Regions from separate parts of the Mus musculus genome. Here all the other regions are linked to region 3. The links are chromatin loops, found by intact Hi-C in ENCODE. Cell type or tissue: left cerebral cortex. All regions are shown on one strand. Region 1 holds the start of Iqsec1 (IQ motif and Sec7 domain 1). Region 2 has its middle 95 kb from the start of Gm38860. Region 3 has its middle 22 kb from the start of Gm38860. Region 4 has its middle 71 kb from the start of Iqsec1. Region 5 has its middle 85 kb from the start of Gm38860. Region 6 holds the start of Nup210 (nucleoporin 210).

What was found. A loop is a pair of places that touch in the nucleus more often than their neighbours do. Peaks named below come from ENCODE experiments on the same cell type or tissue, not always from the same donor. Only the 100,000 strongest peaks of a DNase experiment are listed, where the experiment ranks them.
Region 1: it touches region 3 in a loop (4-fold over the local background); 10 of 42 quality-filtered maps call a loop at or near these places.
Region 2: it touches region 3 in a loop (2.3-fold over the local background); 3 of 42 quality-filtered maps call a loop at or near these places.
Region 4: it touches region 3 in a loop (2.7-fold over the local background); 7 of 42 quality-filtered maps call a loop at or near these places.
Region 5: it touches region 3 in a loop (2.7-fold over the local background); 3 of 42 quality-filtered maps call a loop at or near these places.
Region 6: a loop joins it to region 3, with 2.8 times the contacts of the local background. A loop is called at or near these places in 3 of 42 quality-filtered maps.

What each region holds. Positions count from the first base shown.
Region 1 is chr6:90,807,825-90,812,824 of GRCm38, reverse strand. It overlaps Iqsec1 (IQ motif and Sec7 domain 1), which reads left to right and starts at 2,702. Exons shown (of 14, transcript NM_001134384.1): 1 at 2,702-3,057. The coding sequence starts at 3,035. In left cerebral cortex, a CTCF peak has its summit at 2,594; DNase peaks (open chromatin) are centred at 2,609, 3,601, 4,048, 4,371 and 2 more places; H3K4me3 peaks cover 2,787 bases; H3K27ac peaks cover 4,523 bases.
Region 2 is chr6:90,912,120-90,917,119 of GRCm38, reverse strand. It overlaps a transcript of Iqsec1 not described here. Among named protein-coding and RNA genes, the nearest start is that of Gm38860, 95 kb to the left of the region's middle. In left cerebral cortex, CTCF peaks have their summits at 2,877 and 3,093; DNase peaks (open chromatin) are centred at 3,140 and 4,148; H3K27ac peaks cover 2,325 bases.
Region 3 is chr6:90,985,693-90,990,692 of GRCm38, reverse strand. It overlaps a transcript of Iqsec1 not described here. Among named protein-coding and RNA genes, the nearest start is that of Gm38860, 22 kb to the left of the region's middle. In left cerebral cortex, a CTCF peak has its summit at 1,951; DNase peaks (open chromatin) are centred at 2,816, 3,064, 3,305, 3,641 and 3 more places; H3K4me3 peaks cover 3,212 bases; H3K27ac peaks cover 2,251 bases.
Region 4 is chr6:90,878,407-90,883,406 of GRCm38, reverse strand. It overlaps a transcript of Iqsec1 not described here. Among named protein-coding and RNA genes, the nearest start is that of Iqsec1, 71 kb to the right of the region's middle. In left cerebral cortex, a CTCF peak has its summit at 2,846; DNase peaks (open chromatin) are centred at 2,206, 2,515 and 2,794; H3K27ac peaks cover 1,291 bases.
Region 5 is chr6:90,922,672-90,927,671 of GRCm38, reverse strand. It overlaps a transcript of Iqsec1 not described here. Among named protein-coding and RNA genes, the nearest start is that of Gm38860, 85 kb to the left of the region's middle. In left cerebral cortex, no CTCF peak of the experiment used is centred here; DNase peaks (open chromatin) are centred at 1,502, 1,984, 2,300 and 2,681; H3K27ac peaks cover 2,237 bases.
Region 6 is chr6:91,114,784-91,119,783 of GRCm38, reverse strand. It overlaps Nup210 (nucleoporin 210), which reads left to right and starts at 2,958. Exons shown (of 40, transcript NM_018815.2): 1 at 2,958-3,166. The coding sequence starts at 3,000. Gm30364 (a long non-coding RNA gene) reads right to left here and starts at 2,563. Exons shown (of 4, transcript XR_003956467.1): 1 at 1,599-2,563. In left cerebral cortex, a CTCF peak has its summit at 2,732; DNase peaks (open chromatin) are centred at 2,438, 2,813, 3,209 and 4,678; H3K4me3 peaks cover 1,626 bases; H3K27ac peaks cover 1,497 bases.

The DNA.
Region 1 (5,000 bases), 180 kb after region 3:
GAAAAGTGCCGGAAGGCTGCACTCCAGACAGATGAGAACCATTTCCACTGCAGAGATGAGCAGGAGGAGTAAGATGCGGGGTTGAGGGGAAGAGGACTATTCTTACTTTATGAACAGGCATTCTTGATGGGGCTGGTGAAGCACACGTTTCATCCCAACATTCCGAGAGGTAGAGGCAACCAGATCTCTATGAATTCCAAGCCAGCCTGGTCTACACAGTAAAATCCAGACCAGCCAATGTTACACAGACCCTGTCCCAAAAGAAAAGATGATTGTGTTATTTCTGCACTTTGCATTTTACTTACTGAAAATGTAAAGCTTCAGAAAAAGAAAAATATAGTGCTGGGGTGTGAAGTGTCTGTGTTTGGGAGACTGGTACAGGTAAAAGGGTACAGACCCTAGAGCTCCACAGTTAGTCCTGTGTCCGCCTAAAAGGGGGATGGGCTGCTGTCCCCGTGAAGAATGCCCAGTGCTGAGATGCATGGCTGCCTGCCTGGAAAGACTGAGACTGGCATATCTCCTTGTCATGTGCCAGCAGCCTTCTCTCCCTCTTCCCAAATGTTGTTATGCTCCTGCCTAGGGGACAGATGGCCACAGGTTGGAAGACAGAGACACTCTGCCTGAATATCCCTATCAGCCTGCAGGTTGGAATTTTCCAGTCTATGAGGCAAAGTCCTAGATAGGAAATTTCTGGAACCAGCCCTGGAGGCGTTTGCTTCTCCTAGACTGTAGGGATGAGATGGGGACATGGGTCCAGAAACTGGCTATGAAATGCTCTATGTCAGCCTCAGCCTGAACATGTAGATTGTTGGGTGGTCCTGTCTTACAATTCTACCCAGGGGCAGGCAGTCATGCAAGGCTGACTACCACTCACTCACACCTCAGGCATCTGGTCACAGTTGAAGTGGACAGGTGCAGTCTGCCACACCATTTCTGTGACTCTGAAACCTTGTGTGTTCACATCTTCAAAGTTGAACCAAGCAGTCTGACTCTCACTTGGTGATAGCATGCTCCTGTACTTTCTGTTGCTTCCTGAAACTCAGGAACTTCTGGGGTCTCAAGTTAAGAGACCAGCTGGAATGTCAACATTATGGAGTTTCCTTTATCTGACTGGTGCCAGGCAAAGAACATCAGGTGTGAGAACAACTGTGTGCTGCACTCAATGCTTTGTCAAAGCCTGAAAGCTTTGGCAGCTGTTTTTGAGTGTGGAGGTCTTTATCACTCACTCTTCTTTAAAATACAGCAGGATCAAGATGTGTGTGCCTCTCTGGAAGAGCAGCCAGAAAAGAGACAGGCATACAATGGATGTCATGGGTCCAAAAGGAGGACAAGAAGCAGCCCAGGATGGGGCCTTTAGAGCAGAGTGCACACAGGGTGGACAGTTCTCAATCACAGCTTCAGTTTACTCGTCTGTGATATGAGAGTGGGAAAAGCAGCTCCTCTTTAAGAAGTTTGAAAGCACAAGCACACAGGTGGGGGTGTTAGTACCCACACCCCCCCAGGGTGCCTTTATGAGCAGCTGTGGTTAATGACACACATTTCTGGAAGGACCTCTTCTGATGCTGTGGTGGTATCCTGATCTTGATAAAATACAGAGCAACTCAATCAAGGAGAGAGAGTGGACCAGTTTACCATGTGCTAAGCCTACATAAATCTGAATTATTCCTATGACAGCATTCTTCTGGGGAGGGGGGCTCTCATGGAAAGACTGGCCATTCCTAGAGCCCCCTGTATTTTGGCTACCCAGCTGCTTCAGCAGTTTCTACGCTGCATACAAGGACACTTCGCCAGATGAATGAGTTCCTCCTCATCTGGCCTCTGTCCCTCTTTGCTGTGTAACCTTCCATAAGTTTTTCATTGCCTCTGAGATCCATTTTCTCTGTAATAAAAGAACAGAACTCAAGAGTGAAGCCTCCCTCTTCCCCCAACTTCAGTGGGTCTGAGAAGCTAAAAGAATGGAACAAAGAAAATAGCCTGGCAACTGCCACCCTCATCCAGAGGGTTCACACTCTCACTACCTTCCCTGGAGGCAGCTTTGCAAGTGAAGACTCAGGCCAAAGTGCTGGCTGGGCCACCCTGTGTCTGTTAGTCCTAAATGAATGAGGACCCCCTCCACCTACCCCACCCCCCCACCCTCGTGCCTCCTCAGGATTTGATGTGTGCATAACAAGCTATGTCAGTTACTGTATGTGGTCAGCCCTCCTGAACCAGTTACACAACTGTCATGATCCCATTTTACAGTATCACATCTGAAATTCCCAGGAGACACTCTGCTTGCTGAAGTCTCATGGCCCCTAACTCCAGGACACAAGATCTCCTGAGTTCTTAGTTTAGTGGCTCCTATGTTTCCATGCCAGGGACGGGAAAGCTGCCCTGGAAAGCAATGCCATCATTACATTCTTCGGGCTGCGAGTGCATTTTAGCAACAGATTTCCAGGTTTCCAGTGAGGGCCAGAAGGAGCCACCTCATTGGTCTCAGCGCCAGGGCTCTTGGTTTTGCAGCCGCACCCACAGGGCGGCCCTGTTTGATGCTGCAGTTGCCATGGCAACGAGCACTTTGGCGATTGGTCCAGCGAGGCCGCACTACGTTGCTCCTGGAAGGAGGGGGCGCTCCTGCACTCCTGTCCCTCCTCCGGATGCTGCGAGAGCAAACCGGCACAGACACCCCCCTCCTCCAGCCCTCCCCTCCTCATCCCAGCGCACTGCCACCCCGGATGTGCGGGAGGGAAAATTCCCAAGGAAGTCCCAGGTAGCAGCGAGGCAGACGCCCCCGCCCAACCTGGCGACCATGGTGACTCGACGTCTTCCCAGGCTTCTGGGCACAGTGTAAACCCTGCGTAGGAGGACCTGTTTGGAGCCCCCTGCCACATTACATCCAGCATATCTAGATGAACCTGCCAGTCCTGGGAAAGTGACTGCCCTTGGCTTTCATTTTCTTCCTTTCCACCTCGCTTGAGCATCCTGTTCCTCCTCTGAACCACCTTGAGCCTCCTCAGCCCAGGCAGGAGAGAGAAGGAAATCAGACTTGGGCAGGATGGCTTGCCGAAGACGCTATTTGTGAGTATGCAAGACAAGTTTATCCTAAAGCCTGAGGCAGAAAGGACCACTACTCATGTTGAAGTGAGGGGCTTGGTGGAGGTGGGGTGGCTGCTCTGCAGGTGGCGTCCAGGGGGAGCAAGCTTTCGTCCAATGTTTGTACCCCTGCGGCAAAGGCAGTGTTGTTGATGATGAGGGGGAAAAGAATCTTAGTCAGCAAGTCTTCCTTGAGCTGTGAAAGTCCCCTACTGAAGCAGGCACCCTCCTCCTAATCCACATCCACAAATGAGGGTCCCAGACTCATGGCCGTGGTCTAGGCTTTTGTCAGTGCCCTTGACAGACCTATTTAGGGAAAGCTTTGATACTCAGCAAGCCCATGGCTTGCACCCAAGCCAGGTGGAAGGCCAGCAGCAGGCTGAGATAGTGGCAGGAGATGGCCTTCTCCATAGACAGGTGAAGGTGGCAGCAGTGTCCAGCTGTCAAGCACAGGTGTAATGTGCCGGTACTGAGCACCCGTCTGCTGGGCCTGATGCCAGCAGCGGAGGTGGTGAAAGTCGGGCTTAGGGTGGTGACATCACGGGACTGGGTATTTATGGAAGCAAAGCTGTGCTTAGTGAAGCCAGGCTTCCCAGGGGGCAGTGGGATTCAAATGCCAGCTTCCTTCTAGGCTCTCTGGGGGCTCTGCTGGTGCTGTTCTGGGAAGAGAAACCTTTGCCCTATGTGGGCACTCTAGGCCCTGGGGACTGAATGAGACTTGGGTCTGGTCTCAGTCTGCCCTAGTACTACCTGCTCAGTGCTTGGAAGCTGATAGAGACAGTTTGGTAATCTTGGACCTTTCAAGGTTTAAAAGCAAGGCATGACGTTCTTGAATTGGGATCAGCCACCAGGACTAGGAGAGGAGGCTTGCAACAGTTTTTAGGAGGTCATCTGGGAAATTCAAACTCTCTTCAGACTGGCTTTGAACTCCAAGAGGCCCCCAAGCCCCATCAAGGGCCCTCTGAGCCCTCCTTAGGCCTTGCCTCCTCCCCTCCTGAGAGGGGCGGATCCCATGCTAATGAGCCTGAAGGAAAGTAAACCTTGCCTGTAGCTGCATAATCAGGCTGGGCCCCTGCAGGAGGCTCTGGAAAAGCTTGTGAGTTCTTTGGTGTTTGAGGGGACCACACAGGGTCCTTGCTCTCCGTGGCAAGACCAGAAATAGTAGCGCTCTTCCTAGCATGGAACTTCATCTCACCTTCTCACCTTCGGGGAAGGTACTTTCCTGGCAGCAGCCTCCTTCCTCCTGCCACTCCTTCAATGGCACAGGAGCCTTTAGTGTCAAAAAAAAAAACTGACAACTTGCAGAGGCCACTGCAAGTTGCTGTGGAGGGAAGATGTCATTAGCATGAAATGTGACAGTTCTCACAGAGAGCAGCTGGCCCCTGGGCCTGTTTCCAAAGCTAGGGAACACCTTCTGAAAGATTTTGCCTGGACAGGAATGAAGACAACCCCTGCCCCCATTTTAAAATGGGGAAACGGAGACTGGACAAATCACCTCTGAAAACCTGGTGTGCACTGGCCTAGATGTTGGACTTTTCATGGAAAACATCTTGCCAGGAGCGCTGCTTAGAGTCCTTTATGCTTCCAAGGTTCATTCAACCTGTCGAGGGCCAGAGGCTTACATCTGAACACAGCCTTAGGCAGCCCTGTTGGCAGCACCTATATGGTCCCCCCACCTCCTTTCCTTGAAGGTCTCTCTACTCTTAACTCTTGGGGCTCTGTAGGCTGAGCTATCCCCCCCCCCTCCCGTATTCTGTTGGTATCAACCATCACAATCAAATTGGCTGGGGAAGTCTGGAAGACAGCTCAGAGGGTTTGGAGCCAAGCAGGCCTTGCTGATTTACCTACTAGCAGTTAGCAGCCTATGTTTGTTCTCTATCATAGTTCACTTGACCAGGGCAGGGCTCAGCCCAGCCAAGGGATCTCTC
Region 2 (5,000 bases), 74 kb after region 3:
CAGATAAGGAAACTTTCGGTTCCCAGCAGGCCAGACCCTCTACACATTCCCATAGACAACATATGTTTGCAGGACTTTGGGAACTACTGACTCTCTCTCTTCCTAGGAATGTCCCCATTTGGGTCAAAGCAAGGTGAATACACTGCATATTAGCTAAGGATACTGAATGCTCACTGAAATTACACACCAAGATGTTCCTGGAGAAATGAGGAAAAGATGCTGGCCCTTACCTTTAAGGCTTTACATGTTGTCTTGTTTCTGCTACAGCTTCTCTGGGTGAACTGGAGTTCTCTAGTTATTGGGGCCCCTAAAATACTAATGAGTCCCCTCTTCCCAAGGATGACACACAAGACAAGAAGCTTAGTGGCCTGGCATTTGCTATCTGTGTGCCTAGGAGTAGGTCTGGGACTCAAGGTTGGCTGTCTTTCTCATGGTGGCTCAGTGAGGTGAAGCAACTTCCCACATATAGATGTGTGCCAGATTAGCTTAGAGGCCAAACTAGAGGTTCCTGAAGGCATCCAAGGCCTTCATTAGGGCAACTTACATCAACTGAAAACTTATTATGTGCTGGTGTCTGACCTCCCAGTATCTCACTGGGTCCTCACAGCTGGAGGTATTATAGTAATTTACATTGTACTCACAGGGAAACATATCTGGGGATCAAAAACCACTAATGACATTGGGTGGAGTTGGGATACAAGCCCTGGGTGTTGGTCTCCAAGGCACATATTCATTCACTCAACAGCTTTTCTTGTCTTTCATGGGACTGAGGCTTCTGGAGGTGAAGTGACTGCTCAAGGCGACACACAGCATGTGTGTGATGTTGCTGCACCTCATGATCATCTACTGCAGGATATTAAGGAGAGTGTGGGTAATAGCCTCCTTCCATTCTGATGAGGGAAATGCGGAGAGAAGAGGGGAGGAGCATGGCTACAGGGACCATAAGAGGGAAACAGATGCAGACCTGGACTGAGGCTGCATCCAGCTCTGGGAACTGGAGCAAAGCTGCAGCATCCAATATTGGCCTGTGCTTCTAGACTGCATGTACCCAGTCTGAAAGGAGGAGTGAGTTGTGGCCTAGCACTTTAAAAAGCCCCAGGACACGAGATGTCCCAAGTCCTGTATACCAGGAGATCTTTGAGGGGTTGGCATGTCTAATAGGGAACAGGAACAGCAGTGAGCTTCTAGCAGACCCAGACCCTAGGGTCATGGAAGGCAAGAAGATCCTCAGGATGCCTCTGGTCAGCTAGAGTAGTACCTACTAATAAACAGCAGTCTGAACTGTCCAGAAGGGAAGGCCCAACACAGCCTGCACTAAGGAGGTAGTGTGCCTGCAGAAGCCTCATGGAATGGATCTGCAGCTGGTCAGCAAATACTGCCTGGCGCTTTGGACCCAAGGGAAGAAATTCATTACAGGAAACTGCAGCACAGGCACGTTTAATCTCTGCTAATTTAACCATATTAGCTAGAGAAAGGGAAGTGGAGGATGAGGCTAAGTAAGGGAGAGGGAGGGAGGGAGAGAGGGAGAAGGAGGGAGAGACGAGGGAGGGGGAGTGAGAGGGAGAGAAATAGAGGGGGGAAGGGAGAGGGAGTGAGGGAGGAGGAGGAGGACGAAGGGAAGAAGGGAGAGAGGGATGCAAGAGCAAGCACCTGAACATGTACAGCTGTTTCCACTTCTTACCTCATAGTGCCCAGTGTGAACTAGGGTCAGGCAACAGGAGCCACTTAAGTCAGAGTCCAGGATCTAAAGATACAAGTTTTGGCCCTTTGACACAAGCTGGTTGACTCTTCTGAGCTGCATCAAGGAGCAATAGCCATCTAACTTAGGACAGATGACATTGGAGACACCAAGCAGCTTGCATGTTGTTGAGTCTCTGTGTTTCTCACTCCAATCTGGGAGCTGCACCTTTGTAATCATACTCTTGCTGGAGCCACCTTGAGAACACCAGCCCGGGGATAATGTTTTTCCGCAGCAACTACCTTCACCCTAGCCACTGATCAAATGTGAACTGTGATAGGCCTGGTCTTGTTGCTCTGTGTGACTTGAGGCCTTTTCATCCTGGGCTGCCTATGAATCTTCTAAGGGAAAGACAGTGAGACTCAGAGGGTAGATCTTGCTGGCTCATAGATATAAAGCAAGATGATATCAGGGTCTGGGTATAACCACCTGCCTTGCTTCTGAAAATTCAGAAACTTGTAGCCATCCCTGGCGGGTGTCATGCATGAACTGACTTGGGGAAGTGTTGAACATGATCCATGCAGGAAATCATGAGCCAGGAGTCGAGCAAAAGCTGCATTTGTTGAGTTCAGGCTCAGACATGAGAGAAAGTGTCCTCAAGTGGGTCCTGAACCAAGGTTTTTCCAAATGAGTAGTAATGGGCACCATGTGCAGAGGTATGCTGCTGAAATCGTACACTGAGGGCCCATAGAGTTCTAGGTCCTGGGGTAGAGGCAGCACAGTGGCCAGATCCTAGACTGTGTCTGTGGGCCTCAGAACTACTGTTTATCCCCTCAGAGGGGAATTTCAGAGAGGCTACAAGAGAGGTGTCCCTCTTCACGTCATTTTCCAGCCATTCCTGCTCAGTTACTCGTTGAGTGCTGTCCTATCCTTGGTTAGCATATGGCATCTACTCACTTTATATTACTACATACAGTTGTACCCACCTCTCTTTACTATGCTTCTGTCTACCACAAACATTTGTCTAGACTTTAAACCCAAAAGGTTTGGCAAATGAATTGATTGGTAAGTCACAGAGAGATATCCTCGGTAGAAATATTTGTTTATTCATTTATTCATGGTGCATTTATTGGGCACCTGATGCCTGTCACTCTGGGGTACAGTGGTGAAAACATTCTCCTCTCTGGACCTTATGTCTTAGTAGAAGGCAAGAGAGGAGACAGCTGAGGTACAAAGACCACACAGGGATGTCCTGAGAGCGTGGCTTAGATACGGTCATCAGAGAGACTGCTGGGAAAGCCAGTGTTAGCACAGCGAGTGGCAGAAATAAGCATGAGAAGGGGCTAGACGAAGGGGTTCCAGAGGAAGGAGCAGCCACTGTGAATGCTGGGGAAGGAGTACTTGAGGAACATCCAAGAGGCTGATGTGGGCAGAGCAAGTATGGGGGACAGACCCAGATTGTGTTGAACTTTAATTTATGCAGAATGTGAAGGGAACCCATAGGCAGGTTGGAAGTAGGCGGTGACATTATCAAAGTGCTCTGTGGGATGGATCCTGGAGCAGAGTTGAAATGGCAACTGGAGGTAGGGCAGGCAAAAGGGAGGACATTCTTGTGACTAGATAGAGATGGTCAGGTTCGGGTCAGGGTGATGACTGTGCAGAGAAGAGGAACATGAATGATGGGTCTTAGGGATAAAGGTGCTAGAACTAGCTGATGGGGTTGGATGTGGCCCAGGAGGGAAAGAAACAGAGACTCTGAGGTTGGCTGGACTGGGTGGGGCATGGGATCAAGGCTTGGTTTGAGTAAGGTTTGTAGAGAGACATATAGGGTGCCAAGTGAAAGGATCAGATGAATGGCCATGCATACATGGCTTCACAGTAACTTAAATTGTAACAACAGGGGCTGCTACAGCTACGTCTACCTCTAGAAAACTTAGGTGGGGTTCTCTAATTACAGATTAGATACAGAAATACCAAAGCTTACCTGTTTGTCCACCCATAACCTCAGGGTCATGGTATAGATTCATCAGAGTTTGGGGTGTGTTGGTGACTCACTTCTGTCAGTGGTCCATGCCTGGCCCCATCATCTATTATGATGATATGCAAAAATGCCCGTGCATCTCAAAAGCTACATAATGTATCATGGGTCAAATGCATGTCATGTCAAGATGACATGAGATTTAAAGTTGATGTACTGGACCTCTGTGTAACTTGGGAATTTGGGTCTCAAACCTGTTGTAAATGGGCTGATTAGGAATCTTATGGTAATGGTTTGCAGTCACCCTGAGTATTGTGCCCCTCGCTGTTGGCCTTTCATTCCTGGGAGAGGGTCTGGGTGCTAGTCCCCAAGACTAAGCCTCGTGTTGAGCCTTGTTGCTTGTCCCAGCAGTGATAGATGAGCAAAGAAGCTATGCCAACCCCATTAGAGAACATGGAGCACCTGCACAGATCTGCCTTAACACGTGGGAGATGGAATAGGCCATGCAAATACGCTGGAGGAGAAAATAAAGCGAGTCAGAACGGGAGAAAGTTAAAGGGAAGGAAGGAGCAGAAATAAAGAGCCCAACATAGAATCTTGAATGTAGGGCAGCTTCTTTTTAGGAAATGAATGCTGAAATTTTTAGGAAGCATTATAATCTGGTAACTTTTTAAAAAAGCTAAACAGCATATAAACAAATGTTTGCTGAGTGTGTTCTTAATATTAACTTGAAATATGCAATATTGCTATTTTTATGAGTAAAAAATAGGTTATATTGTTGACAATATGATATGATTCACCGTAAAGATATTTTTCTGGAACATTTTAAATCTGATGCTAGCTAGGAGGGGATGGGGATGGATCATTGTAAGAAAGGAAAACACCACCTTGAAAAAAAAATCTGAAAGAACAGAAGGCATTCCTTCATAATTGTTTCACAGTCTAAGACAATTAAAAGGAACTTCAGTTGAGTAATTCAGAATAAGAAGATTTAAATAAAAATCAGGATGAGATGAATAGGAAGAGTAAAAACTGAAGGAAAAAACTTGCGGGTCAAAGCAGCTCTCTTCAGGAGTTCAGATATAAATTAGTAACAGCAACAGACAGAATATATAAGCAACAGAGAGAATATATGCTCCTGGGTAGCAGACAAGGAACAATCAGAAAGGAGGACAGTGCAGTGAGTGAAGCTGGGCTGGCTGAGTTGGGTGGGGAAAGCAGTCCACTTCCTCCAAAAGAAAGCACAGGTGACCTCAAGGGTCATAGTGCCCTGATGTGAGAATTGTTAGGGGACTGAAATGATCTGCTCCAGGAGAAACTGAGAAATAACCCTGCCTTCTGGAT
Region 3 (5,000 bases):
ATGTGGGCATTGCTCCTTCCTTCACTAGTCTCACTGATCTGTACCAGGGTTCAGAGTTTGATTTCCCTTCAGTCCCAAACACTACAAGAGATACAAGCGTGACTCCAAGGTCAGGTCTCCCTTAAGATGGAGTGAAGCCAGCACCATCTTTTGGAGACAGTTGATACATTAAAACATAATTGCAAAATTATGAGTATTTTAAATGTAAAAAATCAAAACATTAAACACTTTACATATACAAATGGGATATGGCATGACTCTGCTTTTCACAGGATAGTTACAAGATTTATAAAGATAACATGATTTTTTTTGAAGCATGTCAAGTAGCCTAGTAACAAGGGATAACATTAAAAATTTCATTTAGAGTGACGTGTATGTAATAGCTTGAGAGAAAAGACCTTGGTGATTTTGAGAATCCCAGGGAGGGCTCTACTGTCATTCTTCCCCTCTCTGTAGGCATGCCCAGGGAATTTCCCCAGGAGGGTTCAGGGGGATATCAACAAATATGAGTTAGTGAAGCCAGTGTAGTGCCAGAGTAACGTCAGCCTTAACAACAGCCATGCCCTCAAAATGTACGTGGTACAGTTTTAGAAATGTCAGAGATGTAGTTAAGGCTTTACCCAGAGGCAAATTAATAGCCTTAAAAGCATTTGCTAGAAAACAAGAAACAAAGGAAATAACCCTTAAGACCAAGAAGACAAAACATAAATAAATCTTGTTCAAAGAAATCTGACATATGAAAATTATGAAGATTCTAGCAATCAAGAAATAGTATTATGCCTGAGCAAGCTGAGACTAGGAGGAAAGGTAAATTGCTGTAGGTCACAGTGCTTTCTGGCTATCTTTTGATTGCACAAGGAAGAGGCAGTGTTTCAGCAGATGTAGACCTGTAAATATGCCAAACTGCACATGAGTTACTTGTTTTTCTGTTCGCACGACCTAAAATCATGGATCAGTAGCACTAACATAGAATTCTCCTCATTTAAGTAAACCTTTATACATCAGTGTGACTGGCAAGAGTGGACAGGAAGTGCTGGGGTAGTGGTGTGCTGGCTGAAGAGCTGAGGATCGAGGGATGAGGGTCTTGGGGTTCAGTGATGAGGATCTGGGCGACCAGAAAGAAGGAGCTGGAGTGCTTAAGAGCTTAGGGCCAAGGTGCTCAAGCACACTGAAAGAAACAGACTTGAGAAGCTCTGAAAACACACCCGCCTGGCTCGCTAAAGGACCGGGTTGAAATGCTTGAAGTGATAAGGGATTGAGGCATGAGGAAGGACAACGGACTGAGGGAAACTGAGGAAAAGGCTGAGGCTAAGAGGAGGAGTATAAGGAGGGTCTAAGGGTGGGGGAGCTGAGGGGCTGAGGCTATGAAGGGAGCGGTACTGAGGGACAGGGCGGGGCGTGCTGGAGGAGCAGTGCTTAGAGTGAAGGGCTGAGGCACCGAGGGGGCGTGGCTGAGCCCCGAAGGGGTGGGACTTGGAGGCTTAGATAGCGGGGCTGAGACCAAGGAGCGGGGCGGTACCTAGAGCTGAGGGGGCGGGGCTGAAGGGCAAAAAGCCATAGAAGTGTGGACTTAAGAGAGGTTGAGGCGCCGAGCGGGCGGGGCTGAGGAGAATGGGGGACGGGGCTGAAGGACTCACTGGACAGAGCTGAGGCGCGGAGGGAACAGGGCTGAGGCGAAAGAAGTAAGCTGAGGAGCTGAAGGAAGCCTGGCTGAGGGACTAGAGGATGAGGGGGCGGGACTGATGGATTTAGGGGATTGGGCTGAGGAGCCAAAGGGGCGGGGCTGAAGTTAAGCGCTAGGATAGGAGCGGAGGGACCTGAGGCTGAGGGGGCGGGGCTCTAGGGACAAGAGCTTAGGGGGCGGGGCTGGGTCTAGGCTGAGGGGCTCAGCAGTGGTGGCTCCGAGTTGCTGAGGCACTGAGGAGCCCGGCACGCCGCGCGGGTGGAGAGGCGGGCCCGGCAGGCGGCGCCCTCTCTCACAGGCACCTCCTCCCTCTACGATCTTAGGGCTCCCGCTCCCTCTCGCGTCGCAGCCGGCACTTTGCAAACTCCTCGTCTGCCCGCGGCGGCCGCAGCTCCGTGCCCTACCGGCCCCTGAGCGTCGGTGGGGCAGCGGGCAGCGGGGTGGCGGCGGCGCGGGGAAGCGGGAGGCGCCGAGGCACTGGGCGTCCGCCGGCGGAGGCGGGAGCCGAGGCGGAGCCGCGCCAGCCCCGCGCCGCCGCGCCCCCCGGGCCGAGCCCCGTTGCCGCGCCGCGCCGTGCCGCGCCTCCGTCCCCACCGCGCAGCCATGGCTGCGCCGCCGCCGCCCCGCTGTCCGCTCGCCTGAGGCGCGGCCATCCGCCGTGGAGACCATGGCGAGCGCCGCCGAGCCCCCCGGCACGGCAGCCGAGTACCTGCAGGAGCTGACCCGGATCGTCGCGGCGCAGCAGGAGCTGCTGGCGCAACGGCGGCGGCGCATCGAGGAGCTGGAGCGCCAAGTGGCGCGGCTGAGCCGTGAGAACGCCGGCCTGCTGGAGCGACACCGGCGACACCTGGCCGCGTGCGCTCGGCGCCCGGACCCGGGCCCTTCGCCACTGGGCGCCATCCCGGAGCTCGGCTGCCGCCGCGACAAGTAAGTGCAGAGCGGCGGAGCGGGCGTGCCGGGGGCGCGCGAACTTCTCAGGGGGCTGTGGAGTGAGTCCCTCGGCCGGACCCTGCTGCACCCGGGACCTCCCGGAACTGCCATCCGGCCTGACCTCGCCGAGCGGCTGTCGCGTGCAGCGCCCGCTCGCCCGGGGCCGCCTGGGCCACTCATGCTTAGTGCTCTCCACACCGACCCTGCGCCGTCCAGCCCCGGGGCCTCGTCCTCCTCCCCCAAGACACTAATTCCCCTGTCTCGACCCGAGATTACCCCGGCTATTTCGGACCGAGGATTAAGGAGACGCCGGGGAGGCACAGCCCCATCGCCCTGGCCCCTGGCGTCCCGGGAGCTCCAGCCTGCAGCAGCTTCGCCTCTTCTGGGTGCTGGTGCCGAAGCCCTGCTGGCAGTCTTCTGTGCCCATCTGGGCGGGGCTCGGTCTCTAGGCTGGGGGCTTAGGTGATGCTGGGATGGAGTTGTCTGGTTTGCAGCAAGCTTTCTGCCTACTCCTTTGGTTGCCTTTGGGACCGTCAGGGGTCAACTAGAGAAAGTGTTCGATGTGGTCAGTAGCTCTAGAATAGGCGACCTGAGAGTCTTTGGGCATGCGATGCTGGAGGAGGGAGTTAAACTCACTCCAGATAGGGAATCTGATTCCTTGGAGTGGGAAGCCAAGCACTAGAGACAGCGTTTCTCCTACCTTACATCCGCTGCATCCTGCTATGGCCATGGGACAGAGCATGCTTGGAACATTTATGCTAGGGCTGGTCCATTCTTTAGAAGAGAAGAATTGTGTGTACGGGTGGAGGGTCTGGAACACCAGAATGTGGCTGAGTTCTGTGGCTCTGTAGAGGGCAGGTTGAGGTGTTATATTCACCCCTACGTTCTGTTCATTTGGGAGGTAGGGGATTGTGGCTAGCTCCAAACTGAGGTCCCTAATTCAGAGCTTCTGCTTCCACTTGAGAGCACATAGAGGAAGCTTTTAGTTCTGAGGCTCTTCACTAGTCCCCTTCACAGAAGCTGTGGGTCAGCCCATGCTAGATGCAAGAATGGAGAGGAAAGTCTGGGCTGCTGAAATGAAGTCTCTCGAAGCTTAGGGAGGGGGCACCAGGACAGGGACACATATTCCTGTTTTGATAGGGAACAGTGACACACGTTGGTCGGCTGATGCCTCACAACATTATCCCAGGAGATATATATATATATATTCTTTCAAAGTCACCCCTACTGACCAACTGGAGGATGTGGACAGGAGAACTCTGAGGGGCAGAGGCTTCTTTCCCTGCCTTGGGGGAGTCTCCATTGTCCATCCAGACAGTGGTCTTGGCTGAGGAGGTCAGGGGTGCAAATGCTGAAATTTTATTTCATAAGATTCCACCTTGGAGACCATCTGGCTTTGCTTTCTCCCCTACTAGAGGCACAGCCAAAGCCTGTGTCACCTTAAAAAAGTATAGTGTCACCTTTAAGGAATGCAAGAGGCAGCACAGTTTTTTTCTCTACAGTCTAGATCCAAGGCAGTTTGTAAACTTGAATATTCACACTAGGAGCCTGGGCTTCTTTGCTTAATGTGGATTCTGACCTAGCAGTTTTGGAGCAGGCTAGAGAATCTACTGCTTTCACAGACTGGGACATTCTATGTTGTTGGAATGTAGACCCCATGATAAGGCGCTGTGAGGAATGCAGTTAGGACAAGAAACAGGAGGGTCCCTTCAAGACAGAGCATACCAGACCCATTTTCCTGTCTGCAACTAATTTCCTAGCCCTTTAGGAAAAGGAGTACTAATTTCTTCCTCTCCTGGCAGGAGATACCCCATATCCTTCCTCTAGTTCTTTGAGATGAGATCGTATTTAACTGTTGTGTGCATAGGGCCCTGGGGCACTAGGGGCTGCTTTTCCAAACATAGATTGGTTGTGTCAGGGGTTATGTAAATAAAGTAACTGATATGAAAGATGTGAAAGAGTGTGTGGTGAGTAATGCCCCTTGAGAGCTTTTATTAAATACCTGTTGTATGTAGAACCATCAGAGATAATATTTGGTGATTCAGGAAGAACCACAGAACAGAAGAGATAAATAATGCCACATAAAGAAAAGAATGTGGGTAGATGAACTTGGGACTAAGGCCCAGCTCTGCACTCTGCACATCCCAGCTGGTGACTGTGGGACAGGTCACAGGACCTTTCCTCATCCCAGCTTTCCTTTAAATGCACACAAAGCAGGAATCAGCCTAGCTGTCTCCCATTCTTTTTCCCTAAGGTAACACACACACACACACACACACACACACACACACACACACACACACACAGAGGTGGTGGTGGTGGGACGCAATAGGCACCTGGTAGGTAATTCATGCAGGCTAGATTCTTCCCATGTCTGTCAGTTTCT
Region 4 (5,000 bases), 110 kb after region 3:
AAGATTGAGTTCAGAGTCAAGGCCTGGGGGTACAAGGAGATGTACTTCATCACAGGGCCTTTCTCCCAGGGAACAGCAATGCAAGAGTCACTGTGGCGATGCAAGTCAGCTTTCTGTCACTATGAGGAAATAGCTGACATAATCAGTGTCCATCTGTGTGACCTGTGCCCATGGTGTTCCTTCAGGAGGGAACGAGTTCTTGGAGCTGATATCAGGAAGGAGCTGTGACAAAGGGAGGACTAGACAAATGTGGTGCATCCCAAATGCTGCCATGTTTTTGTTGCTCAGTTATTTCTCTTTTACTTACAGCTATTGTGATGTGTTGAATAGTGCAGCCTGCAGCTGCCATCACAGTGAGATGTGTGAAACACACGGTGCCTGTTCTTTTACTTGCCTGCTGTGTGGCCTGGGGCAAGTCACTGAACTTAATAGAGAGGATAACAGTGAGGGGCTCTTGATGTGTGTAGGTAGATGCTGGCATAAGAACAGATTAGATATGAAGCTATTGTTGTACCAGGAGAGCATGAATGAAGTGGGGACACAGAAGGCATGAGGGGCAGGTATGGTGTAGCTGGGGATTGTGCCACTGAATGCATGCATGCGCGAGCACACACACACATACACACACAGTACACACATGGATTCACATGCATACTTACATACACACACACACACACACACACACACACACGAAACCACTCTCTCAGCCATATGAAGATAGTCCCCTATATCTGTAAGGTGGGGAACAGCTTGCATTTTCTACTAGGTCTGTAGCCAATGGGCTAGGAGAGGGCCATGAGGAGGACAGGGGCATAGTACAAGGGGCTGTGTCAGTGTGTAGCCCAGGCACTGACCACTGTTTAAACCAGAAGGCAGCATGCAGACGGGTTGCCAGAGGCCTCTTTTGGAAACTTGTTGGAAATGCACATCTGTGCTTACCCAGGCTTTCTGGACTTATGTTTGATCCCTGGATGACGACTGGGCAGTGCTGACCTGAATGTTGTTTACTCATGGCCAGGGCTGGTGGGGCTGCTGCCATGTCTTTAGTTCAGAATCTTGGAGATGTAGCATGGTGAGGACTGTGAGCATCCAGTTGCTTTGTTTGAGCTGTACTTCTGAGCCCACTATCTGAGGTCATCATTAGAAGCAGGGACTAGCAGGCACCAATATGTCCCCTGCATTGTATTTGTGCTCAGAAATTGGGGTGCATCCAAAAATGAGCAAGTTATATACAACATTTTTTTTTTTTTGGTTTTATGAGACAGGGTTTCTCTGTGTAGCCTGGAACTCACTCTGGAACTCAGAGATATGCCTGCCTCTGCCTCCTGAGTGCTGGGATTAAAGGCGTGTGCCACCACGCCCAGCTATACAACATCTTTTACCCTCCCTAAAGTCCCAATGAAAAGCAGGCATGATTCCACTCACGTTCACTCTGGGAAGCCAATGAGTTAATTGGGCTTCCTTACAGAGCTTAGGTGTGAAGTTACTTACAAGATTATGGGTGCTCCCACTCCAAGAAAGTCCACACTGGAAAGTCTTGCCTCAGCAGGGATGATGGCTTCCCCATAGGCACATAGATGGAGCCCTCTTCCCTTAGTCTTCTCCATTTTATATATCCTGGCTCCTCCCTGAGTTCCTGAGGACACATGCTGTTGGCCTCATTGCATATAGCTGGTTGGGAGGAATGGCTGGCTACTCAGGTAAGGGTCCGATGACCCTCCCCACACCTCCTTCTCTGAGGGAATGCCAGCCATGATAATATTTAGCAAGTGGGTCCTGATGATCTGATGAGAATGGTAGCACATTGGCTTGGAGGATAGTTCTGTACAATAGCAAGGAAGGGTGACATGAATGTGGGCACCGCCCTGTGACATTGCTGCTGCAAATGTTCTGAAGCATTCCACGGTAAATCCATGGGAAACATCCTGGTAAATAAGGCAGACCCTACCTACCCTCTCCAAGCAGAAGGCAGGAAGCAGATAGACAACTAGGATAGCTTGCTTCAGAGTATGATGTGTCCCTGTAAAGACAGGTGGGGGAATGTGGTGTGGAATCATAATTAGATTGAGCAAGCTATTGAGAGGAGAACATAGGGAGGGTCTGGATCCTAGGAGGTGGTATCTGGAATGGAGTGTGAATGATAGAAGAGAAGTGTTTAATTCAAGAGCCAGGAGCAGCTCCCGGGCAGGCGGACAGCAGTTTCTAAGTTGGGATGCCAGCAGTTGGGGACAGAGTAGAGTGTGTGTGGCTGAAACAGGCAACCAGAGGTATTATCAGACTCCTAAGAGGCAGGGGAATAGAGGGGAGCAGATCTGAGTCTCCTGGCTGTGAGCATTGGGGTAGAATTTGGATTGAATGTTCAGGGCAAAGTGTTCCAGAGTGGATGGAGAGGGGCAAACCTTGGTCTGAGAGGCTGAGGGAGCATATGAGTAAGGCTGGCACAGAACATAGTCAGCTGCAGCACTTCCACTACGGCAAAAGATGCGTAGGAAAGCCAGTGTGCCATGGACTTGAAGAGTTTAACAGCAATGACCTCGTGTGGCAGATTACACTTGATTTTTACTTGTTTTTCTTAGGCTAAGACTGGTGGTAGCTTCAGGCTTGAATTTATACTAATCCTGGCACTTCCCTGCAGACGGCAGAATCCCTTCTTGCCTATGGGGGATTATTTGTGGGTGTTAGAACTGTACTCAAGGGGATCAAGTTTGGATTCCCCATATCAGAGAACAGACCAGCCTGAACAACTTACCCACCCGGCTGTTGCCATGGAATCCCAGACTGTGACGTATAAGCATGGACCCTGGTGTCAGCTGTTATGTGAAAAGCAGACACTTGTATCTTCTGCCACCCAGAGGCTCTTTCTATGCTACCCTGTGTTGCTCATGTGGATCTCCTTGTTTGTATAGGCATTTATTCAGAGTTGCAGAGCCCCCATGGAGACCACAGCTGTCTTGGAAATAAAGATTTCAGTTTGCAGGGGCTGAAGTCTAGTAAGGCTCACAAGGACTGGACATGCCAGTGTATACCAGCCTGAGCAGCCAACTACCAGCACCTGGCCTTCTTTGCTTGCTGAAGCCCTGAACAGGTGAAGCATGGCAACAACTTGATACTAGCTGGGCTGACCCACCTTCTCCACTTTGTCCTTGTCCTTCCCCATTCAAATCACTGCTCACCTCCTGGTCTCTCAGACAACATAAACTATAGCATCCAGAACCTCAGCACATGCACAGTGAATGGATCATCTTGGCCTTAAGACCTGTCAGCAAGTGTGAGGTTAGCTGCTGTGACCTATCACCTGTTCCCTTCAATTTTGAAATCCATCCTTTTCTGAGTGCTTATCTTGTTTGGAAGGAGCCAGTAGGTTCAGGAATGCTTTTGATCTTCTGCTGCCTCTTCTCATGTTCATTGATGACAGAACCATAGTCAAGTACACACTTACTACATACCACACAGGCACAATGCATATCCCTCCACATACATTTATACCTATGTAGCCATCAAACACACATATGAATTGGCATGTATGTATGCTAATGTGCATATTTATGCAAAACAAAGACATGGACCCATACCCATACAGGAACACATGCCTACCTTTAAGCTTACATATTACTCTTCATGCATAGATGCATGCCCATATGGGCACATGCATGTATATACCTACACATGAATCACAGAGAGCTCATCTTCCTCAGAGTTTCCACAGCTTTCAACTTTTTGTTTCTCTATTGGCTGCTTTTGTTCCTGAAGTAGCAGTGCAACTCAACTCAGGGCCATCTTGCAAATGTGAGATGAGGAATGAGCTGTTTTGCCATAACTTCCCACCACAGATATGTCTTGACTTGCTCCATGTCAGGCCCATGTGTGGTCCAGCTCTTCAAATGCTGAAGTTGTTTCAGAAGTCTCCACTATCTTTGTAAGCTCTATAATCAGCCACAGAGCAGCCACAAAGCAGCTTCATAGCTGGAACACCATATAGTCTCCCTTTTACCTGCAGACAGGTGGCAAATAACACAGCTTGTTGGCAGCTACACCTGGGCTTTCTCTTTATTATATTCTTGAAGACTAATTGTTTTTTTTTCCCTTCTAAAATCCATATGGAAACTAAGGCTCACACAGGCTAAATTACTTTAGAATCCACATGGAAGCCAATCTGGAGCAGTACTGGGTGGTATCCTAGACAGACCGGCATCTAAGAGCTCTGCTTTGTTACCTGGCATCTCCTGGCTTTGCAGCATCCGAGGTTGCTAGGGCTCCTGTCTGAGATGGCCTTGCTGAAACTCAGCAACATAACAAGAAGTCCCTGGGGCTGCACAGTGGACATGATGGGCATTTACTGAGTGGATAGGCAGCAGTGAAGAGCCTCAAGTGGGAGCTAGGTGGAAGCTGCCTTCCGTGTGCTATGAGGGAGGTAATGGAAGAAGCCATGTGTAAATCATCTATGGCTGCATGATACAGGACCTCAAAATTACTAAGATAGCAAATGCCTTCCATCTTCATGTTTGTTGAACTGCACCCACAGTTGGAGACATCCTGAAAGCAGTGGCAAGGAGTTCACACAAAAGACTTTCCTACAGAGATCATACTGGTTGTGATTTCAAAGAGAGTGACCAAGGTCCCTGACAGTATACAAAGCAATCACAGGGGGACTCACAAACACTAAGGGGAGCCAGGTTATGGAGGTGTCCTAGTTTGCTTTTTGTTGTTATGATAAAACATTCTGATCAAAAGCACCTTGTGGGAGGAAAGATTTTATTTTAGCTTACAACTCCCTGGTCACAATCTATCATCAAGAGAAGTCGGAGCAGAACTGAAGGAAAAACCAAGAAAGAATGCTGCTTACTAGCTCACTCACTGGTTCACATTCAGTTAATTTTCTTATACAGTCCAAACCCATCTGCCTACAGATGGTGCTGCCCACAATTGTCTGAGACCTGCAACATCAATCATCCATCAAGACAGTGCCTCTTATGCTTTGGCCACAAGCCAGTCTGATCTGG
Region 5 (5,000 bases), 63 kb after region 3:
AACACTGAAACAAAGAACAACTGGGGGAGGAAGGTTTTGTTTGGGTTACATATCTTGAATTACAGTCTTCTGAGGGAAGTTAGGCAGGAATTCATACTAGACAGGAACTTGGAGGCAGGAGTTGATGTAGAGGCCGTGGAGCAATGGTTCTCAACCTGTGGGTCATGACCCTTTTGGGGCAGTGGAATGACCTTTTCACAGGGGTCACCTAAGGCCACTGGAAAACACAGATATTTATGATACAATTTGCTTTTATTTTTTCTTTTAAAAGACTTATCTATTTTATGTATATGAATACAATGTAGCTGTCTTTAGACACACCAGAAGAGGGCGTCAGATCCCATTACAGATGGTTGTGAGCCACCGTGTGGTTGCTGGGAATTGAACTCAGGACCTCTGCTCTAAACGGCTGAGCCATCTCTCTAGCCATATGTTACAATTTGTAACAGTAGCAAAATTACAGTTATAAAATAGCAACAATAATAATTTTATGGTTGGGAGTCACCGAGACATGAAGATATGTATTAACAGGTCACAGCGTAAGGAAGGTTGAAAGCCACTGCCGTGGAGATTCTGCTTATTGGCTTGCTCCGCATAACTTGCTCAGCCCGCTTTCTTGACCAGAAACTATGGACTTAAAAATGTCCTCACATATGCTGCAGCATGGATTTGGAGGATAATATATTTAAGTAGTGTAAATTGGTTACTGATTCTGAATGATTTACTCATAGACGTAGTTGGGTTTATGGAAACAGAAAGTGGAATGGCACGTTCCAGGGGCTGGAAGGGGAAAGCAGTGTCAGTATCTAGTGGGGACAGAGTTTCAATTTGGAAAATGGGAAACGTCTGAAGATGGGAGGTAGGGATGGTTACACAGTGTGAATTGTCTCATGCTAGAAGTTTCACACTTAATGTGGCTAAGGTCCATGTTTCTGACTGGTAAAAAGGAAGGCAAGGCACCCCTCTGAAGGCTGCAGCGGGGAGGGCTAAATGCTTCTCTCTCTCCTGCCCCTCCCATCTAGGCCTTCTATCCCTGAACTGGGCCTCATCCTGGCCGAGGAAACTCATGCTTCCTGGGACATGTGATAAATGTTTAGATCAGGGAACCATCTGGCCCCAGGTCATTTGTGAATCCAATCTCATTCCACAGATTGCTAATTGCATGGAGATTCTTGGGTCTCTAGCAGATGCTGGCACTGGCACCTCTGTAAGGAGGTCTAGTCCCTCTGATGCATGAAGTCACCAAGCCATATGCCACCACACTGGAGCTGCTGGAGGACCCAGAGCCAGTACACACTCCAGGAATGTATTTTAGGGGTGCGGTATTTGGGTGGTCTTTATTGGCAAAGTAGGCTAGAAGACAGTTGGGTGGAGATTCATGAAGATGGGCTTCCTAGGTGGCCTCATCTATCAGCTTCTTCACAAGGCCTCCTGAGAGATACTGGCAGCATAGAGGTAGCATCTGTGTAACAGCGACAGAGCAGTCCTGAGACCTGGTTCTAACTTTAACTTCTTCTAGCTCTGGCCCTTTCCAAAGGATTCTTGGGTCTGCTGGAGAAACTGTGTCTTCCTTTGGTGGATTATGAGGGCCACTGCCCAGAAAGGTACCTGGGCAGCAGGTGAAGCAGAGGGACTTCTTTCACACTTAGAAAAAAATACCAGAGTGATTTCACCATGAACAGAGGACTGCGGCAGTAGCTTCAGAGGTAGAAAGGATGTTTGCTCTTGCACCGGGTTCCTGCCACCTTTGTTTAAGGTTTTTCTTATGCTGTCATTTTGTAGGGTCCTTCCTGCCCAGGGGTATGTATGAGCCATGGCCTCAGAGTTAGAAGCAGTGAGTTCATCCTGGTTACCCTGTTCCCAGGCCTGAGACCCCATTGCTGCTGTTCTCAAGACATCTTTTATGCAACTGTAGGATGGAGTGGGCAGCTTGAGAAGCCGGTTTGAGAAATAAGTGGCATTCGTGCCTGAGGAGTGTCCCCAGAGCCAGGAGCTATTAATAGAAGCAGTGTTTGGCAGTGAACTGTGTCCATGCGGCTATAGATGCAAGTGGCTTCAAGAGCAGTACCAGGCTAGACTGTGAATGAGGCTGGGTGCCTACATGGCTAGTATATGGGTATCTGAGTGGGCATTGTGCTTTTGACTATCTCTTTAGTGGGGGCACCCCTCTGGGTTTCAGGGGGTATGTGTACATTGGCACTGGTCTTGAGGCCATTGTAAACCAGAGTAAGCCAGTAGCAGCTGGAAAGCTATATCTTGTTTCTGACCAGAAAACCATTTATTTATTAGTTATTGAATTTGGCAAGTACCAGGAATCCTCCTTCTTGAGTGTCCAGAAGCCCTGCTTTAGGGAGATCCCAAGTCTAGATTCATCAACAAATGATCATTATAGAATGGGAGACATTTGCAGTAGAAGCTCACGGGGTGTAGGCTAAGCAGCAAAATGTAGACAGAAGGAGCTACAAAAGAGCAAACTTTTGCCATGGGGCTGCCCTTCCCTGGCTTGAGGTTCAAACTGACAGTATCAGCCACAAGCTACCTTTTTTTTTTTTTTTTTTTTTTTTTTTTTTTTTTGAAGTGGTGCTTCCAAATTTGACATTTTGGGCACTGAGAAATCCAGATGAGCTGAGTGGACTAGACTTTTTTCAGGAGTCTTAGCTAACCCACACATTCCCATGACTCCCACGCAGCAGATACATGAGTGGCAAACTCCAGTCTTAAGGTGTCCTTTAAGATTTGAAATTGCGCTCATAGCATGAATGTGTTTTCAGCTTAGGACTTGTGTCCTAAGAGCAGAAATAGGCAGATCCCAAAGATATGTGCCCCTCTCCCCCCGCCCCAGGCTCAGGGCATCAGTGTTGCTGAAATCAGCTATGCACATGCATAGAAGAGGTGCCATCTCCCCTTTTCATGGCGAGAAGTCAGCACATATGCTCCACCCCAGCTCCAATGTTGTCCTGTAGAGGTGGCCAGTCCTTGGGCAGGCATCACACTGCTGCCCAGTGAGTGCAAAGCTGCAGGGCGTGTGGCAGGGTCTGCTTGTGGTTGAATTATTTAACATCTTAATGAGTCCATTTTTCACATCCTCCACTGGTCCCACAGGAAGGCAGGGCGGGCAGTTGGTAAAGTGGCAATGAATATTAATAGAGCCGCTGGGAGGTGTGTCTGCTTAATGGATCTCCCTACCAGGGTGGGGCTGCCCATCCTAACTTGCAGCCACCAGGGCTCCAGAAATATTTTTCTGGATCTGTGAATGAGAAGAATGATCAGTTTGAGTCTGGACCTTCAAGTACATTTGGAAGTGGGCATATTTAACATCCATGGCACCCATGGGACAGCAGTTCAGTGAGGGATTGTGAATATGTGTGTGTGAGAGTGTTGAATCCTTTTGATCTGGAGTTAACGAACAGTTGTGAGCTGCCATGAAGGTGCTGAGAATAGAAGCCAGGTCTGCTCAAAGAGCAGTCAGTGCTCTTAATCCTTGAGCCATCTCTCCAGCCCCAGGCTGGAGACTGCTTATGCATGAATATGAAGTGATTACCAGAGACCAGGCAACAAACCTGGGGAGTGGGTGTGATGAGTCAGGTTGCGGGGAAATTCAGAGCTGGTCAGGTGCAAGGTTTTCAAATTGTTGTGGAGGTGCCCCACTCCTGCCCTTTCTGAAGAGTACATTCCTTTTAGTTTCTGGGTAGGAACATTCTGGAAAGCTGGATCTACAGGTGCATCTATACAGTGTCCACTGCTTAGCTCTAAGGAAGAAGGAGCTCCTGATGGGCAAAGCTGCATTGTTGGTAAACTTTACACAGTGCTGAGTGAGAGAGAGCCAGTACTAAGGCTGCTGTCATGGAAACATCTGTCCATAGAGACAGGAGTGAGTGACTGCTTGCCAGGGGTCAGGGATCATTAAGGAAAGTGCATCGTATGTCAACAGACTCGAAGAGTTTTATCTATGGAAGAGACGTTTTTCAAGCTGATTTATGGTAGAGGTCACCCTGTAAGGGTATTCTCAGTGGTAGAGTACCTGCCTAGCATTGTTTGAGGCTCTGGTGTAATTCCCAGCAGCAAGGGGAGAGAAAAAACCCAAACATGCATACACGTACACACACGTACACTCATGCATGCACATGCCAGGTTATAAACCAGTTGTTCTCAGCCTGTGGGTCATAACCCCCATCACCTATCAGTTATTCTGCATATCAGATATTTACGTAAAGATTCATAACAGTGGAAAAATTAGTTATGAAGTATCAATGAAATGATTTTTAGGTTGGGAATTACCACAACCTGAGGAACTATATTAAAGTGTCATAGCATTAGGAAGTTATAGAATAAAGAAAATAGAATTTTAAAAAAATCCTGAATCATGGTCATGCCAGTTATTGGAAATTAATTATGTTATGTTCTATACGTTTTTGTTTGCTTGATTTTGATCCTTAGAACATCAGGGTCTAGTATACGCTAGGCTAGTCCTTGACCACTGTGCCACAGACCCCAGCCCCAATGTCCTACATTGTTTTTAATTCTTCATTGTAACCCAAAGTTACCAGAAAAAAAAATTGGTAAAGTTGAGGATGAGTAGAGACAAGCAAAATTAACTATATATGTGTAGGCTGTGAATCCAAATGTGTTCTGATTCTCTGAGGGAGAGAGAGTATATCGGGTGTTGTGTCCATCTGTCTGTCCCTCAGGATCCACTGTCTCCTTTGCATGCCTCTTGTCCTGGAAACCTGTGCTCATGCTGTGCAAGTCCACAGATGAGAGAGAAGTGCAACAGGAGACCAGTGAGCCAAATAGCTGGATTTCATTCTTCCAGTTCTGTTTCTGCTGTTCCTTTGTCCCCAGCCACAGTTGGCACCATGCAATACTTCTGGACCCAAGTAGATGCTCCCTCCTCGTCCTCTAAAAAGGGGCAAGTTGCTCCTGCTGTGCTAGATCGGGTGCTTTGGTGCCTCTGCTTGGTTTCCTGACCTTGCCAATGTTGTTGGATCACTCCAGTGACC
Region 6 (5,000 bases), 130 kb before region 3:
TAACCACTGATTGTTCTTGGGAAGGAGAATGCCCTGGTCACACAAGGAACACAGTCAGTAAGTGTGTCCACTGGCTTCACTGTTTGCATAACAGGGTCTTTATATGTGGCCCACACTAGAAACCACAATCCTGGGATCATGGGTAGGCATTCACAAGCCTATATTAAAGTACAACTCTCCCTCTCTTCCCTCTCTTTGTGGATTCATGTAGAGAAGTCTCATGCACCCTACCTGTTTCTCCAACTGTAAGAGCTTATGAAACCAGAGGGCTGTTCTAAGTGAGGCCAACTTACATCCCCAACACCCTGAAAACAGTCTCTTTGCCTGTGACAGCCACACTCCACCCTACTCCCTGGCCATCATCACCCCTCCATTAGACCTTCCTGTACTTTATCATCTCAAGAATACTATGTGAAGAGGCCAGCAAGATGGCTCGGTGGGTACTGGCGCTTGCTGCCAAGCCTGTTATCATCAGTACCACTCCCAGGACCCTCACAGTGGCAGGAGAAACTTGCCTTTGCAAGTGGCTCTCTGACCTTCACACACTTACTGTGGCAGAAGAGAGTGCTAGGTTCCCTGGCACTGGAACTCACAGTTGTGGGTGCTGGGAACTAAATCTGGATCCTCTGCAAGAGTAAAAGGTGCTCTTAACTGCCAACCTATCTCTCCAGTCCCAGTAACCTTAAATATTTTTCCATCTGAAAATTCAACAACCCATTCTTTTTTATTGCTGAATAATATTTCATATTATGAGCCTGCCACAGTGAACTCATCTATCAAAGGACTTCTGGGCTGCAGCCAGTTTAGGCTTAACCCATGAATCATCTTACCCACAGGGTTGTGAGAACATCAATTTTTATTTCTCTGGGATAAATGTATTTTATAGAACATGTTATCATCATTTTCAGCCTTGATGTTCTCTTACATATCCATGACTGAGGCCAGGTAGATGGCTTAGTGGGTAAGAGCCCTTGCTGCAGTGGAGAGTGAGAACCAGCTCCCACAGGTTCTCCTCTGACCTCTGTGTGCACTGCCCTGCTTGAGTGCCCAATTTGGCTTCCTTCAATGACCCAGTGTGGTTGAAATAAGTAAGCCAAATAAACCTTGCCTTCCTAAGCTGCTTTGTCATGGGACAGTTGGATGGAAGGAGGGTCATTTGGAGGGCACCCTCAGGCTCTGAGGATAAACAGAAAGAAACAAATAAATAAATGTATGTATATATATATATATATATATATACACATACACACACACACACACACACACACACACACACATATATATATACACACACACACACATACACATACACACACACACATATATATATATGTTACTGACGTCTGGATAACCAGAGAACTGCAACCAAAGGGTCCTGTGATCATAATGGTCTAAAGACTACAGTCTCCTTGTGTCCTACCAGGTCTGTTTTATGTATCTTGGTTACCTGCCTGCCATGGGATCCAGGCACTCTCAAACTTACTAATGCATCCTATGTGGAAGACACTGGCTGCCCATAGCAGGTCCTGGATGAAGAATGGATCTGTCACTGTGAATTCCTTCGAACCTCTTTAATTTTAGCCACCTGATCCTAGTACCTGGTTAAAAGCATGAAAGGCTCAGGAGTGAAGCCGGGTGTGTGATCTCCAGCGCTGGAAACTAAAAACAATGAAGCATCACCAAGAACGCGCAGGAAGAGTTTGCACAGACACCCTGGAGGAGCGTTGCTTTTCTTTTATTTCCTGGAAGAGGATGGTGGAACTTTCCCTCCTCCTGTAGCACGTGGTACCCAGCCTGGAAGACTTGTCCTCTTCTGGGTAGCTCCTCTCACCCCCATTCCTGGTCCAGGGTCCTTAGGGCCTGAGGGTGCCCTCCAAATGTCCCTCCTTGTATCCAAATGTCCCAAGGCAAAAGCGAGTTAGGAAGGAAAGGGTTTATTCGGCTTCCTTATCCCAGCCACACTGGATCATTGAGGGAAGCCAGGCACTCAACCAGGGCAGGACCTGAAGCCAGCGCCACGGAGGAAGACAACTTACTGGCTTGTTCCGTATGGTTTGCTCAGCTTGCTCTCTTAACACTTCAGAACCTCCTTTACAGAGGTGGCACAGCCCACAGTGATCTGGGCCCTCCCTCATCAATCATCAGTTAAGAAAATGCTCCATAAACAGGTCTACAGGCCAATCTGATGGGGGTATTTTCCCAATTAAGGCTGCTCTCCCCAGAAGACACTAGTTGGTGTCAAACTGACAAACAAAAACTACATAGACTAGGAATGGTGGCCTCTCAGAAACCCAGCGAGACCTTAGTATCCATTCCAGAGAGTTTCTCCTCCAGGAGGCTTCCCCAGCCGGCCTGAAATTCAGCTTCAAGTCTTTGTTTATGCATGACATCAGCCTGTCACTTTTCTTCCAGATCCCGCTGGTCGATCCAGGTCCTAGTGCAGCTGAAGTCAGGTTGCACCGTCTACTTTCAGGGACGTGTTGTTCCCTCACTAACCTTTCGGATATTTCCCTTGGAGCATCCATGGGGCTGTTTAACAGGAAGTTCCCAGTGTTGTCCTGCTGATGGATTGATCCCGGAATATCTCAAGACCTTCTTGGCCCCTGGGGAAGTGTGGCTTTGGAAAGGGGGCGGGGGGGGGGGTGTTAATCAGTGAGCGCTCCACACTGTCCTAGGGCGCCTGTCTTAGTGCTATGTCCTGGCTCCACCGCCAGAGGCTCCAGACAAGGCGGAATGAACAAGAGCGAGCCTGCTGGAAGGCTGCCACCAGAGACGGGCGCGCGGCAGAGGCCTTAGGCCACGCGCTACGGGCTCCGGGGCTGAAAAAGCTCGCAGGATTCGGCGCGCTCTAGGGGCTCAGCACCAGGCGCGTGCTCTCCGCTTTCCCGCCGGTCCCGCCCATCACTGCGCTCGCCCCGCCCCACGCGGCCACCTGCTACCCAGCGCGCGCCGGTGGAGGGCGCGGGAGCGCGCGCCCGGGCGCTAGCGAGGCCGGGAGGATGGCGCGGGCCTCACTAGTGCAGCCGGCGCTCTGGGCGCTGCTGTTGCTGCAGGTAGTGGGTCCCGCCGCGGCCGCCAAGCTTAACATTCCCAAGGTGCTGCTGCCCTTCACGCGGGCCACGCGCGTGAACTTCACTCTGGAAGCTTCTGAGGGCTGCTACCGCTGGTGAGGCGCGCGGGCCCGGCGGGAGGCGGCAGGTGCGCGCGGGAGGGGGCTTGGGCCGCAGGTGCGTGGCGTGCTCGCTCCAGCCGGCCCCGCGTGACCCCGCGGCGCGCGCGCTCTCTCTCTGCGCATGGCGCCTGGGCCACTCGCGTCTGGGCTGCGCGGGAAGAGGAGGCTGTGATCGCGGGCCATGGAGGGCAGCGCCGCACGTGGCCTCGGTCCCCAGCTGTCAGGGCCCTGAGGAGCTCCAGCTTGAGCAGCCACGCTCTGGAGTCTGTGGGAGACGGGGGAGGTGGGACTCACCCCTGGCGCCTGACTGGTGTGAGAAGAGTGTCTGTAGAGACCTGGGCAAGGAGTCTGTGGGAGACACACCACACCCGTTAAGCCACTTAGGGAGAGTCATTAAATCTTGGATGAAAGGACCATTTTCCAGCTCAGAAGTGGGAGGCAAAGGAATTAGATGCTGGTGGAGTAGGGTCTGCCTTGATGACCTGGCTTCCAGCAGGGTGTTGCGGTCCAGCCTTTGGCTAGGCAGATGAAGGGAGAACTTCTCGTTGCTGGGTGCAGGCTGAGTAGGGTGTGATCAGGTCACACCCTTGACCCACACCCTCACTAGTGCGACATAGTCCCTTCCTTCTCTCAGGCTACATTTTGCTGCCAGCCTCCTTAAGAATGTGTTTAGGTCATTGGTTCTCAACCTGTGGGTTAAAACCCAGTTTGGGGCCTCCTGTCAGATATTCACATTATGATTCCAACAGTAGCAACATTACAGTTATGAAGTAACAACAAAATAATTTTATGGTTTTAGTACAGTTCAACAACAGAGGAATTGTAGTAAAGGCTTACAGCATTAGGAAGGTTGAGAACCACTGATCTAGGCTAAGGCTTAACTAGCTAGGTGTGTGTGTGTTAATGTTCTATATGATGCCCAGAGCTCAGAGCCACATTCTGCTATATGTAGTTCTCAAATTTAATTTGTTTTAAAAGTCTGCCTCATAGGGGGTGGCACTGTACCTCTATAATTACTTCACTAGGGAGGCTGAGGCAGTAGTGCCGCTTTGAGGTCAGTCTGGAGTGTCTTTAGGTTGGCCTCTGGAGTATGAAGAGGCAGAGTCTTTCCATTGCAGTTTGGAGTAAATGCTTTACCCAAGGGGAAGTGTTTATTCTTCTCTGGGGCTTTGTTTTGAGTGAGGAGGTCAGCTGTTAATACTCTGGAGGGATACATGCTCACTCCATTGTTGAAGTTGTCTGCTTGATAGATGGGCCAGAGAGAGGAAGCTGACTATTTAAAACAGCTGGCTCCAAGGGAATCAATCTCCTGGCGTGTATTTGTGTGCTGCTTCCTAGGAAGTTCTGTATGTTTCTTCCTAGAATAACATTTTCTGTCTTTACTTCCTCTCTAACTGCACTTTCCTGAGAGTTGCTGATGGGTCTTGGCAGATTTTTATATTCTCAGTAGGAGGACTGGGAAAGACATTCAAAAGCTCAGATACCTCAGACGCATGCCAAGTACCCTCTGGATTGTTTAGTGTCTGGTGGCTTTCATCCTAAGGTGTGGTTGAAAAGTGTCTTCTTTGAAGGTGTTTGGTTGCAGTTTCCCCCTTACTCAACCGGAAGCTGGTCTGTCAGTCAAGCATAGATCAGAAATGTTATTCTGAATACAGTCACTCGTTGCTTTAGTTTTGAGAATCCTGGAGGCTTTGAGAGTTGGCAGATAGCTAAGACTCACACCTGCAGTCATCTCTCCCTGGAGGAGATGGCCTCTTTATCCAGGAGTACTTCAAGTCTCTGAGATGAAAAACAAAGACAATTTAACCCCTGCCAGGCCCTGGGGGTG